Regions from separate parts of the Homo sapiens genome. Here region 1 is linked to region 2. Evidence: read pairs that join two places in POLR2A ChIA-PET (ENCODE). Cell type or tissue: PC-9. All regions are shown on one strand.

Region 1 (2,500 bases), 57 kb after region 2:
TTGAATGTAAAAACTTCTAATATTTCATTTGAAGAGTTTAAAAATAAGGTACAGCTGAAATGTCAGTGTGAAAAATATGACTGCTTACAGTCAAGATGTACTAAGGTCTTTTTCTTGTTCAGAAGGATTCACTTTACACTGTGTAAGTCAAGTATGTGTGTCAAAAGTGTACAGGTAATCACTAAAAAAAAAATAGACTGCAAAAGAATGTAAAACTTCTAAATCAGTACTAAAAACATAAAAATTTGATCAATTCAAAGAAAGGAGAGAAAAGGAAATAAAAACATAAGATATATATATATATATACACAAGCCCTTGAACTTCTGGGTTAAAGTAGTCCTTCTGCCTCAGCTTCCAAAGTAGCTGGGACTATAGGCGCACACCACCATGCCCGAACATATTTACCAGCTTTTTTGTTTAATAGTCCTTTTGTTGCCATTCTTTCTTCAGTTTAATTTCCTTTTATCTTATGAGGGCCTGTGTTTGGTATTTCTTATTCTTTGTTTATATATATATACACATATATATATTTCCATAGGTTATTGGGGAACAGGTAGTGTTTGGTTACATGAGTAAGTTATTTAGTGGTGATTTGTGAGATTTTGGTGCACCCATCACCTGAGCAGTGTACACGGTACCCTATTTGTAGTATTTTATCCCTCACCCCCTTCCCACCCTTGCCCCCTGAGTCCCCAAAGTCCTTGTGTCATTCTTATGCCTTTGCATCCTCATAGCTTAATTCCCACTTATGAGTGAGAACATACGATGTTTGGTTTTTCATTCCTGAATTACTTCACTTAGAATAATAGTCTCCAATCTCATCTAGATTGCTGCAAATGCTATTAATTCATTCCTTTTTATGGCTGAGTAGTATTCCATTTTGTGTGTGTGTGTGTGTGTGTGTGTGTGTGTGTGTGTGTATCACAGTTTCTTTCTCCACTCATTGATTGATGGGCATTTGGGTTGGTTCCACATTTTTGCAATTGCAAATTGTGCTGCTATAAACATGCATGTGCAAATATCTTTTTCATATAATGACTTCTTTTCCTCTGGGTAGATACCCAGTAGTGAGATTGCTGGATAAAATGGTAGTTCTACTTTTAGTTCTTTAAGGAGTCTCCACACTGTTTTCCATAGTGGTTGTACTAGTTTACATTCCCACCAGCAGTGTAGAAGTGTTCCCTGTTCACTGCATCCATGCCAACATCTACTATTTTTTATTTGTTGATTATGGCCATTCTAGCAGGAGTAAGGTGATATCACATTGTGATTTTGATTTGCATTTCCCTGTTCATTGGTGATATTGAGCATTATTTCCTATGTTTGTTGGCCATTTGTCTATCTTCTTTTAAGAATTGTCTATTCGTGTCCTTAGTCCACTTTTTGATGGGATTGTTTGTTTTTTTCTTGTTGATTTGTTTGAGTTCATTGTAGATTCTGGATATTAGTCCTTTGTCAGACGTATAGATTGTAAAAATTTTCTCTCATTCTGTGGGTTCTCTGTTTACTCTGCTGACAGTTCCTTTTGCCATGCAAAAGCTCTTTAGTTTAATTAAGTCCCAGCAATTTATCTTTGAAAAATATATGTTTTAAGATCGAATATGTAATATAGTCTAAGTAGCGTTTAGAATTACACCTATACATTAGTATAACTTCATTTTCAGAAAAAATGAAAAGATCATAAAATACCTTATGTAAATAATCATAAAAAAGTAATACAACTAACTACCTACTAAATCACAGAGCCTCTCTGATTAGATTAAAAATAAACAGACAAAATAATAATCCACATGAATGCTTCTTACAGAAGACCCACCTAGAACACAATGACACTGAAAGGTAGAAAAAATGAAAAAATATATATATAGATGGTCCCTGAGTTATAATGGTTCAACTTATGATTGTTTGACTTTACTATGGTGTGAAAGCAATACATATTCATTAGGCCCTCCATTTAGTAGAAACTGTACTTCAAGTACTCATGCAACCATTTTGTTTTTCACTTTCAGTATAGTATTTAATAAATTACATGAGATATTCAACACTTTACCATAAAATCGGCTTCGCATTAGATAATTTTGCTAAACTGTAGGCTAATGTAAGTGTTCTGAGCATGTTTAAGGTAGGCTAGGCTAAGCAATGATGTTCATTAGGTTAGGTGTATTAAATACATTTTTGACATGATGTTTTCAACTTATGATGGGTTCATCAGAATGTAACCCCATTGTAAGTCAAGGAGCATCTGAATACCAGGCAAATTATAAACAAATGAAAGCTTGTATATTGGCATACATAGTAGATAAAACAGACTTTAAGTATTTTGCAGAATAATAAAGGCTATTACCTAAAATTAAAAAGAAAATTCTCCAGGAAAATAGCATAATCCTATGCCTTTTTTCCCCCCACAACATTATAGCTCCAAAACACACAAAACAAAAATTAAAATACAAGGAGAAATTGACAAATACACACCCACAGTGGAATATTTTAAGATCTCTT
Region 2 (2,500 bases):
GCTGGCATCACAGGTGTGAGTCACCACACCTGGCCTCATATCTCTTTTTAAAAAATAATGCTCTAAACAGATAAAGCCATTATAGCCTGCTGTCTATTTGCAGAACAGGTTAAAAATATTTAAAAGAACATTGGCATAACACTCAACTTGTTTAAAAATCTATAATAACTACGGTTTAAATGAAAATAAAAACAGCTAAGTATCAGTCTCAATTTTCTATCTATGGTTCACAAGCCTAGTTATACATTAAATCATCTTAGGAGTTTTAAAAAATATTCATGTCAAGATCCCACTCTAATTTAATTGTTAGCCCTAAGGTGGGTTCCATTCTCTGATTCTCTCTCTCTCTCTCTCACTGCATAATAACCTTTGTTTATACAATGTCTTGATAGTACCACGTCTTTCTTTTTCCACTCCTAAAATGGCCATTAAACTCAATTATAGAAAGATTATTTTACTAACAATTGAGCAAGGGGCATGTTCAGAGCAAACCCTTTTTTTCCCAAAAAGGCCCATACAAAAATATGTGTATAACTAATGATAAATCCATCACTAGAAAAACATGTAGCTTCATTTCTTTACATCAGAAAACCCCAAGCAGTAGAGCCTGCTTGCTGATGAAGTGGATCCTCAGTAGAACCAGGCACCCACCTCCATGGCTGACTTTCATTGGCTCTGCGCAGCGCTTTATCAATAGCACCCTTTCTGTTCCTATCTCCTCCCCTCTCCTATCCTGCTCTACCTCCATCCAGTGACTCAAGTGTTAAGGGAAATTAGAAGGAGCATGTTTCCAAAAAGGGTAAAAGCAGTAAATTTATATGAAAGACAGCATGTCATCAGCATTGCCAAAAAAAAAAAAAAACAAAAAAAAACCTCAAAATAGCAGATGGGTTGGCCAAAATAAAAAATATACCTAATTGTTGGGTGTCATGTAAAACTTCCGGAATGTCTGAGGTTTTCTTATCCCTGCCTTTTCGAAATTTTGGTTTCCTGCAGGGTATTTCTCTTGCTTTTCAGCATTCTCATAACTTCCTTTGGCAACTTCCAGATTTCTTTTTTAATTATGTGTGTGTGTGTGTGTATGTGTGTGTGTGTGTGTGTGTGTGTGTGTGTATATATGTGTATATATATATATATGACTTGCAGTGACTGCTTTCCCTTTTCACAGAAACAAGTCAACATTTTGATTTCAAACATCAAAAAAGGTGTCCAGAAATCTCAAGAATTTGAGACATCCTAAGGAACTTTAAGTGCTGTGAGCCACAAGTAACATCAAGAAAAGACAGGGATGAAGAACCGCACTTACAAGCTAAGTAAGATTAAACCCAGCATGGAGATATATGAATTAATATGAACTCTGAGAAAGAAATTGGTCAGCTAAAAAATATATGGCTTTCCTGAATAGACAAAAGAACAAAGATTTTCCCTTTGGTATGTAACCTGTTTCATTTAGTCACTTATATTTTCTCTGAGTGTGAGATAAATGTTATGAAAAAATTTGTTTTGATTATGCAAGAGAGGATTGTTTACCTAGTCAGGTCAAAACTGGAAAAAAGAACTGCTGCTTCATTATACATCCCCCACAACTTCATAGAAAGTGATTTTAAAAAGAGGAAAACCAAAGATTTATAGAGTTGGGTGCCCATCTTCATGGCTGACTTTCATTGGATATATATATAAAATAAGTATGAACATTAAAGTTCATCTAGCACCCCCCCCAAAAAAAAACTGGATAGACATTTTTCAAAAGAAGACATACAATGGCCAACAGGTATATGAAAAAATGCTCAACATCACTGCTGATCAGAAAAATGCAAATTAAAACACAATGAAATATTATCTCACACCTGTTAGAATGGCTATTATCAGAATGATGAATGATAACAAGTGCTAGTGAAACTGTGAAAAAAAAAAGGAAACCCTGTATATTGTTGGTGGGAATGTAAATTACTACAGCTGTTATTAAAAACTGTATTAGGGTTCCTCAAAAAATTAAAATTAGAACTACCATATGACCCAGCAATTCCATTTCTGATTATATATCCAAAGGAAATGAAAACAATATGTCAGAGAGATACCTGCTCTTCCAAGTTCATTGCAGAGCTATTCACAATAGCTAAGATTTTGTATCAACCTAAGTGTCCATCAACAAATAAATGGATAAAGAAAATGTGGTATTTAAATGAGAATTAATAAGACCTAGTATTTGATAGTACAACAGGGTGACTATAGTAAAAAATAATTTAGTTGTACATTTAAAAATAACTAAAAGAGTATAATTAGATTGTTTATAACACAAAGGCTTGAGGTAATGGATACTCCATTTACCCTGATGTGATCACTATGCATTGCATTCCTGTATCAAAATATCTCATATACCCCATAAATAAACACACCTACTCTACTATGTACACACAAAAATTAAAAATTAAAAGAATATGCCCTATTTAAAAAAAAGAAAGAAAACGTAGTATTTAGACATAATGGAATATGACTCAGC

Evidence for each region. Peaks named below come from ENCODE experiments on the same cell type or tissue, not always from the same donor. Only the 100,000 strongest peaks of a DNase experiment are listed, where the experiment ranks them.
Region 1: POLR2A ChIA-PET joins it to region 2 with 7 read pairs; 4 of 35 experiments call an interaction of 5 or more read pairs at or near these places.

Annotation. Positions count from the first base shown.
Region 1 is chr2:215,733,613-215,736,112 of GRCh38, forward strand. All of the region lies in intron 5 of LINC00607 (long intergenic non-protein coding RNA 607), which reads right to left. Among named protein-coding and RNA genes, the nearest start is that of LINC01614, 17 kb to the left of the region's middle. In PC-9, no CTCF peak of the experiment used is centred here; no DNase peak of the experiment used is centred here.
Region 2 is chr2:215,676,776-215,679,275 of GRCh38, forward strand. The region is part of intron 5 of LINC00607 (long intergenic non-protein coding RNA 607); the gene reads right to left. It overlaps LOC102724861 (a long non-coding RNA gene), which reads left to right. Exons shown (of 8, transcript NR_187737.1): 5 at 1,169-1,431. Among named protein-coding and RNA genes, the nearest start is that of LINC01614, 40 kb to the right of the region's middle. In PC-9, no CTCF peak of the experiment used is centred here; a DNase peak (open chromatin) is centred at 1,506; H3K27ac peaks cover 873 bases.